Linked DNA regions of Homo sapiens: region 1 is linked to region 2. A link is a contact called in ENCODE Hi-C or POLR2A ChIA-PET data. All regions are on one chromosome and are shown on one strand. Each heading gives the region's core, a stretch centred on a gene start or an enhancer-like site at or near the end of the contact. The rest is flanking DNA. Distances are from core to core; before and after follow the strand shown.

Region 1 (4,333 bases), core at 1,419-3,918, 42 kb before region 2:
TGATTTAGCTTACAGAGAAAGAAGAGAGTTGGAGATGCTTTTTTCTCCACAGAAAGGGACATGGACACATTTACCAGACGGAAAATGGCCCTTCTCTTGGAGGCTGGGGCATCCTCATGATCACAGGAGCTGGTGTGAGGAGGTGCCCTTAGTGCCATCTCCAGCAGGGCTTGTGGAGCTGAGACTGCTGCCAGCGCAGCCCGAGCCCCTGTGCATCAAGCTGGTCGCAGGGAACGTTCCCATGCTTATTTTTCCTTCCTGTGAAGAATGCAGAGGCTTCCTGCAATAGGGCTGAGGGCAGTGATTTCTGAATACTGGTCACTGGAGCCCAGGGAGGTGTGAAGATGACCATGTAAACTCTAGGTATGGGCTCTTTGTTTCTTTCTTTTTTTGAGATAGAGCCTAGCTCTGTCACCCAGGGTAGAGTGCAGTGGCGCTGTCTCTGCTTACTGCAACCTCCACCCCCAAGCTTCAAGTGATTCTCTTGCCTCAGCCTCCCTAGGAGCTGGGACTACAGGCTCACACCACCAAGCCCAGTTAATTTTTTGTATTTTTAGACGAGACGGGGTTTCACCATGTTGGCCAGGTGGGTAGGTCTCTTAACTCCTGACCTCAAGTGATCTGCCCACTTCGGCCTCCCGAAGTGCTGGGATTATAGGTGTGAGCCACACCGCGCCTGGCCGGTATATGGTATGGACTATTTTTGTTCTTTTCTTTTTAGATGGATTTTTCTCTCTTTTGCCCAGGCTGGAGTGAAGTGGCATGATCTCTGCTCACTGCAACCTCTGCCCCCTGGGTTCAAGTGATTCTCCTGCCTCAGCCTCCCAAGTAGCTGGGATTACAGGCGCCCGCCACCACGCCCAGCTAATTTTTGTATTTTTAGTAGAGACAGGGTTTCACCATATTGGCCAGGCTGGTCTCGAACTCCTGACCTCAGGTGATCCATCCACCTCGGCCTCCCAAAGTGCTAAGATTACAGGGGTGAGCTACTGCGCCCAACCGGTATGGGCTATTTCTTAAGAGTTGGTTGCAGTTCCCTTTTCTTGTCTCTGTGACAGATTCCTTTGTATTTCTAGTGGCCTGAGAAGGGCCTTTAATTAATACTCTGGGGGTAATTGACCTACCCATCTTTAGTGTTTACTTTACATTTTACCCGAGTCTTACACTTACTGTATTGTATTAGTTTGGCACCAAGGCATGCAGAGATCTATGGTGTCATCTTTCTGTGCGAAGAAAGTCCAAGAGACCTATTCTATTTTAAGGTGTTTTTATTACCATATCTGAAAGCAGGGTTGGATTTTGATGTGATGAATCACTCTTTGATTTTTCCCTGTGTTTGTTTCCTAGTTTTGCCCTTAAAACATTTACCCTGGATCTTTAGAATGAAGATCTAATAAAATTGTAGAATAGAAAAGAGTAATGTATATTTGCCAGGTTAGACTAGCAACTGAAAAAAAATCTGTTGAATCTCAGTGCCTTAATAAAATAAAGGGTTTTTGCTGCAGGTGTGGCGGTGGTGGTTTTTCTCTCTCTCCCTCTCTCTCATGTGAATGACAGTAGAGTACAGGTAGGTGGGAGTAGGATGAGATTCTGCATCACTGAATCATTCAGGGACCTCCTCATCAGCAGCTGGGCTTCCTTTGAAGCCTCTTCATCCAACCAGGCAACAAGCAAGAAGAGAATGTGCCAGGCGCGGTGGCTCACGCCTGTAATCCCAGCACTTCGGGAAGCCGAGGCGGGCGGATCACGAGGTTAGGAGATTGAGACCATCCTGGCTAACACGGAAAAACCCCGTCTCTACTAAAAATACAAAAAATTAGCCGGGCGTGGTGGCGGGTGCCTGTAATCGCAGCTACTCGGAAGGCTGAGGCAGGAGAATGGCGTGAACCCGGGAGGCAGAGCTTGCAGTGAGCCGAGATCGCGCCACTGCGCTCTAGCCTGGGTAACAGAGTGAGACTCCATCTCAAAAAAAAAAAAAAAAAAAAAAGAGAATGTGAGTCTGGTGGAGGAGGTCTTAGAGTCAGGCCTGGAAGTGTTGCACATCCGACCCACCTCTGTTGTATAAAACTCAGTCACCTGGCTCCAGCTCCTTGCAGAGGGGTTGGGAAATGTAGCAGGGTGTAACTGTCAAGTGGGAGAAAACAGATATCAGCTCTTACAAATAGTGTTTCTCAAAATGGTTTGCTCCCCACTTGCACCACAATCCCTTGGTGCTGGAGGTGATAAGTAAAGAAATACAAATTCCCTGGCTCAAACCATCACCTAATACAAATACCTGAATGTGGGGCCCAGGAATCTGCACTTAAATAAGCTGGTGTTTATGATTATTCACTAGCTAAGAGAGGAGAAGGGGGAGGTGATATTGCAGAAAACATGGTAAACTCTCCTCTCTTTCTGCTTTCTCTATCTTTGGCACCTTTTCAAAGAGGAATTAAATTAATAAGTTGTTGATTTGTAACTCTTGCCCTTTAAACATGCGAGCACTCAGCAGGCTGGATGTTGGAATCATTAGTCAATACATCAATACTCTTAAGGACTCGTTCACTTAACTAATAAAGCAAAGCCCAGGTTGTTTTTTTCCTCTGACCTTGGCTGGCTGGAGCCCGTGCCCTCTGTGACTCCAACGATGCGGGCTGCCCAGGAAGCACTGGTGATGGATGGCGCCCTTACTCAGCTGACTCTGACTCGCTGGACGCTCTTTCCTTTCCTCGTCCTCTTCCTTTTCCTGATTGCCAATCTCTGAGGGGCTTGGCATCTTTATAACAGTTGCACAAAGAAGTTCAAATTTGCTGGACTTCGGGGGCGGAGGACTGTGGCTTTCTTCCCATCTCTCTTATCGTTTGGTTTAATAATTCCAATTTCCTTATATTCCCGTGGGAAACTGGACACCTTCTAAAAACTACTGATGGTTGCAAACATTGTGGTCACAGATAGAGCTATTTAGAGAGAATTCACCAAGGGCCAGAGCCAGAGGGCTCCTTTTTTTTTTTTTTTTTTTTTTTTTTTTTTTGAGATGGAATTTCACTCTTGTTGCCCAGGCTGGAGTGCAATGGCATGATCTCGGCTCACTGCAACCTCCACTTCCGGGGTTCAAGCAATTCTCCTGTCTCAGCCTCCCAAGTAGCTAGGATTACAGGTATCCACTATCACGCCTAGCTAATATTGTATTTTTAGTAGAGACAGGGTTTCTCCATGTTGGTCAGGCTGGTCTTGAACTCCCGACCACAGGTGATCCACCTGCCTTGGCCTCCCAAAGTGCTGGGATTACAGGTGTAAGCCAGCACGCCCGGCCAGGGCTCTTTGATTCATGTAAGATTAGAACGGCTTCCATCCTTACACTGGTATCAAACTTGGGCTTCTCCTTCCAAATATTTAGGAGAAAAATAAAAAAAAAAAATTGAAAAAAATGATGTATTACTCAGGATTCAAAAGAAAGAGACTTAAAGGATTTTAGTTCTATTTCTGTATACTAAGCATGTGAAGATATAGCCCAGAGATTGTGCCCATTCTTGTAAAATAATCTCCTTGGAACAGGAAGATAAAATAACTTTTGGATGAGAATTCACTGTGTGGCAGCCTCGATGTCCTTTATTTCTCACAACCTTGTATGGGAGGAATCATTGCACCCATCTTCCTGAGGAAGAAACTGAGGTCTGAGGGGGTTGGGTAACTTGACTGAGGTCAAGGGCTGGGGCATCTGAGCAAAGAGTCAATTTAGTTCCACTAATAGCTCTTGAGCACCTAGGGAGTATCCCCGCAGGTGTATAGGTTCGGGAGGATGAATCTGCCCAGTTTCTATTTGAGAAGACAGGAATGGCATTGCAGGCAGGGGGAACAGCATGTGCAAGGGAGGACTGGCAAGGCGTAGTTTGTCTGCGGCTGTCTGTTGCTACCATATGGCTAGGGCAGCAGGACCTAGCTGACTCGTGGCTGGAGGCCACAAAAAGCCATATTTGAGATTCTGCAGCCCATGAGGGCAAGCCTTGAGAGTTTGAAAGCACGGACTGGCGTGATAATCCCTGTGATTAGAAGGAGGCCTGGGACTGGCGAGAAGGTTAGATGGAATGGAGTCAGCTGTGGGGAAGGGAGAAAGTCTAAGCCAGGCTTTGGTCTTCAGGGAAGCTGAAGAATTGTTACTTCTGCTGTGTTCTTTGAGCAACTATAGCAGTATAGTGATGGTCCCGTAGGGAACACTTGTCAAAGTCTGGAGACATTTTTGGCTGTCACAACTTGGGGTGGGGGACACTATTGGCATCTAATAGGTAGAAGACAGAGATACTGCCAAGCAGCAGACAATTCATGGGACAGTCCCCTACAGCATGAACCATCCAGC
Region 2 (4,508 bases), core at 1,146-3,645:
AGTATTAAGAATACTAATAGACATGGAATATGTAGACTATCTCCTGGCACATAGTATGTGCTTAGTAAATACTGGTTGTTAATATAAGAGCACGTGGTCGGGCACGGTGGTGCATGCCTGTAATCTCAGCACTTTGGGAGGCTGAGGCGGGTGGATCACTTGAGGTCAGGAGTTCAAGACCAGCCTGGCCAACATGGTGAAACCCTGTGTCTACTAAAAATACAAAAAATTAGCCGGGCGTGGTGGCACGTGCCTGTAATTTCCAGCTACTTGGGAGGCTGAGGCACGAGAATCACACCAGGAGGCAGAGGTTGCAGTGAGCCGAGATCGTGCCACTGTAGCACTCCAGCCAGGGCGAAAGAGCAAGACTCTGTCTCAAAAAGAAAAATAATAATAATAATACAACAGCACATGACAGAGAAAACTAAGATTATGTAGAGAGTATGGGAAGACCAGACCCCTGAGAGGAAATATTTAAACTCAGACCTAAAAAAAATTCCGTGGACACTCTTAAAGACATCCTCCACTTGACATACTCTCTAGGTTAGCTGACATGCTTTCTTTCCTCTGTAAAACATTGTTTGTGCCCTAAGCTTATGGCCATTAGTCATGCTATCTCTGCTTTAACCAATGGTCTATTAGCCTACCTACTACCAGGCCATTTTATATCAGATAAAAGAATATCTACTGTAAAAATAATAGTTAATATTCATGGTGGCAGACCCTAGACACAGATAGCAGCTGAGCTGTACATAGGCAAGTATATATGAATTATCTCAGTCAACTTTTTTTTTTTTTTAACAATCCTAGTAAGCCTTCTTTTGATGTCCATTTTACAAATGAGACCTTGAGGTGATAAGCTACTAAGTAGCAGAGCTAAGATATGAGTCTAGGTCTCTCTGGGGCTAAGCCTGCTCAGCTGAAAGCTCTTGGGAAATTTGTTAGGTGGAAAAAGTGAGTGTGAACATTCCAGAAAAAGAAAACTGTTCAAAACCTCTAAACTGAGATGGGTTCCAGGAGTCCTTCCTTCCAGCTCTCACGTTCATTATTTAATCATAGAGGCCACTAGTTTCACTGTAGAAAATGAGGCTTAGAGAACCTGGGCGATTTGCCCAGTGGCTTTACCTTATAAATTCCTGATTTTTTTTTTTTTTTTTTTTTTTTGCTTTAATGTTGGAATGGTTTCCATTTTCAGGTACCAAGGATAAAATTCAAATATTCCGGCCGGGCGCGGTGGCTCACGCCTGTAATCCCAGCACTTTGGGAGGCCGAGGTGGGCAGATCACGAGATTAGGAGATTGAGACCATCCTGGCTAACACGGTGAATCCTCGTCTCTACTAAAAATACAAAAAAAAAAAATTAGCTGGGCGTGGTGGCGGGCGCCTGTAGTCCCAGCTACTCGGGAGGCTGAGGCAGGAGAATGGCGTGAACCCGGGAGGTGGAGCTTGCAGTGAGCCGAGATGGCGCCACTGCACTCCAGCCTGGGCGACAGAGCGAGACTCCGTCTCCAAAAAAAAAAAAATAAAAAAAAAATTCAAATATTCCATGTAGACGGCTAGTGGTTTAAGAGGCTATGAGCTCTTTTCTACCTTTTTGAAAAACAAAATAAAAATAACACTCTTGATACCAAAACTTGCACTGAAACTCTCAGGATAGCTAGATCAATGCTTCCTTTATGTTAATTGCTTCCAAACCTTCCCTGTCTTTAGATTGAGTGGGAATGATGACGGAGCGAGAAAGCGAGACAATTTAACACGGAAGAAGGTGCCAAATGGGTAAAATATTTTGCAGAAAATTAGCTCCAACTTTGCACATTCTCTACTGTCAAAAAATAATGAGTATTTTTCTTTTATAGCTGTAAAGCAATTGATGAGTGGTCAATCCATTTAAAAATTATCAACTCATAATAAAAAGTTAAAAAAAACTGTAAACATTTAGTATGTGATAAGACCATTGCCAATGGAAATTTGCCATTTAGAGAAATTAGGCTTTTGGGGAGCGGTGGGGGAAACATCCCTTATACCATTAAACATTATCATTCTGATCTTTGTCCTAAAGTGACTTTAAAAATAAGATTGAAATATTGTCGGACCATTTTGAGTATGTACTGTGCAGAAAAATTTTACTCTATTTTCCTTCTGTTCTCTGTTTTTTTTTCTCTCAAAATTTGGAACAAAAGGGATTAGAGTTAAAAGCATGAAGAACAAGCTCTTTAAATGCTGCATATTCACATGAAGAGAAAGCGTGGTACACATGAGCTTCTTTACAGAGAACATGCCAGGCGTATTTCCTCTGGAGCCTCTGCCCTAACAAGTTCACTGCCAGGAAAGCTCTGCCCGGTATGGGGCTGACTCCTTCCTGCCATTCAGATCTCAGCCCAAATGTCACTTCCTTCGATGTTCCCTTGACCTGCACTGCTGAAGTCATCACTGACGGTTTTTCCCCCTCTATAACACTTATCACAATCTGCAGTGATCGTGTTCCTTTGTTTTCTTGTTCCTCCCTTGTCTTCCCCCTCAGCTAAGCTGTAAACTCCAGGGAACCTGCTCTTGTTCACCAATAACAAGAGCAGTGAGCAGTGCCCAACAGAAAGTAGATCCCCAATAAATATTTTTGAATAAATGAATAATAAAAAGTGCTTTAAAAATACTAAACTACCCCCCCATGAATGTATTATCATGCAAAAATTGAAATCAGAAAAGAAATTTAAAAGTCTAAGACGATATTTGGTCACATCATTTCTAAATTTTTTGAGTAAACAATATCTTACATTTTCCCCAAAAGTCCATTTGAACTTTATTCCTCATGTACTATTTACTTGAGTGCCAATTTCTCACAATTTTAGAAATTAATATTTTGCAGCATAAAGTACTTCTGCACGTAGAGCAAAAAATATATCATGCTTGTTGGCTGACTACACAGGAAAGAGTCTGCATTATTTTAGATTTGAGAGGAGAAAAATTACTTGGTCCCACATTCTGACCAACAGAATCCAGAGGATCAGAGAAACAAGGTCATCCGCAATTTATGTTGACTCTTAATACTTCCAAATAGGTGCTTGTCAACATTTGTAGAACTGCTGAATCATGGAATTTCAGTGCAAAAGGAAACTGATTCATTCACCTCCTTCAGTCCCCAATTCCAACACTTGAATCCCTAGATCGCTGCTTTAATTTTGCAGATGGTATCCTCTGAGTTAATTTAGCAATGTATGATATTGCTCACACTTGTGTTTTAAAATATTCCCTTGAGGTTTAATTTCTAGACATCATTATATTTAATAAAAATTGAATTGTGTTACATCTCAAATTGGAAGGATGGTTCTAATGCTTTTTAGAGAGTACAATTTCATTAAAAAAAAAATACTGCTTGAAATGAATACAAAATACATGACCTGGGTCTTGGGAATATTTTCTGTGCAGAAATTTCTTTTTTTTTTTTTTTTTTTTCCTGAGTGCAGGAAAGTGAGGTTCAGGGAGGGTTCTTCTTTGACCAAAATCTGACCTAAAGTACTGAATGTTTTTGGGGTTTGAATAATAAAATATGAACTGATAAATATGTCAGATATAACCTAACAAATGGCCATTTTATTCAGGGTCTTGTTCGAAATGAATTAGATATAGCCTCTGTTTTATACAAAATTATGATAGAAATTATGAATGTTCCCAGAATTATTTCTTTTAATTTAGAAAGAATCATAAAAGGTCACCTAGCCCAGTGGCCTTCACACTTTTCTATCTGTAACCTATAGCAAGAAATGCACTTGTATGACATAGACCTGTACACACACACACACACACACACACACACACACACAAGCAACCACAACTGAAACGAAAGATTCACAAGCAGTACTCATTCTTTCTGCATGAGATGTACTTTACTTTCTATTACTTTGTTTAAAAAATGTTGGCTTTGCCTTTATACAATACACTGATTTCAAGTCACATTCAGAAAACAATAATCTGGCCCAAACCATTTACTCTATAGATTGGAAGACCAAAATCCAGAGAGAGCAGCAACACTGCCTAGCTCATACTAAATTCAAGTAACCCTGTCTTGAAATTGAGTGTGATAGTTAACATACTGTCTTTATCCCCATCAATGGTCCTATACAATAAGAAGAAACTACAGTTTAGTCAAAGAGAAAAAATATATACAACTTCCTTCTTGGAGCTGAATCCAGGTGCTTCATTGGGTAGATTCTCTAACCTCTTTAAGCCTTACTGTACTTATTTTTTATAGAGGGATTTAAACCCTCATCGTAACAAGCCTCACCATAGCCCTGGTAGGTGGTCATTGAGACAACAGGAATGAAATGCCTAACATAATTCCTGGCTCACGTTCTTCTATTTTACTTATAAAAGAAGTCAATGAAGGAAAATAAAGAACAACAAATGATCAACAAATTCAAAATATTGTATTTTGACTCAATTGCCAGAATGTTAACTTTCTCTATAATACCTGGTGTGGCAGAGTAGGATGATCACAGATTCATTGACAGTTC

What was found. A loop is a pair of places that touch in the nucleus more often than their neighbours do. ChIA-PET counts read pairs that join two places held with the same protein, here RNA polymerase II (POLR2A). Pooled maps may share reads with other maps.
Region 1: a loop to region 2 is called in a pooled map, with 3 times the contacts of the local background. The contact joins two enhancer-like sites. A Hi-C loop is called at or near these places in 9 of 168 maps with a recorded cell type or tissue (Right ventricle myocardium inferior, cardiac septum, endothelial cell of umbilical vein and 2 more) and 8 of 50 pooled maps. POLR2A ChIA-PET finds 5 or more read pairs at or near these places in 2 of 52 experiments (A673 and H1).

What each region holds. Positions count from the first base shown.
Region 1 is chr4:16,861,311-16,865,643 of GRCh38, reverse strand. All of the region lies in intron 1 of LDB2 (LIM domain binding 2), which reads left to right. Among named protein-coding and RNA genes, the nearest start is that of LDB2, 35 kb to the left of the region's middle. Within about 2 kb of position 2,668, at least 5 of the 41 ENCODE cell types and tissues checked have a DNase peak (open chromatin) inside an H3K27ac peak, as active enhancers do; they include endothelial cell of umbilical vein, where a contact is called at or near this core.
Region 2 is chr4:16,818,403-16,822,910 of GRCh38, reverse strand. The region is part of intron 1 of LDB2 (LIM domain binding 2); the gene reads left to right. Among named protein-coding and RNA genes, the nearest start is that of LDB2, 78 kb to the left of the region's middle. RefSeq lists a silencer at 1,416-1,641 and an enhancer at 4,352-4,508. Within about 2 kb of position 2,395, at least 2 of the 41 ENCODE cell types and tissues checked have a DNase peak (open chromatin) inside an H3K27ac peak, as active enhancers do; they include endothelial cell of umbilical vein, where a contact is called at or near this core.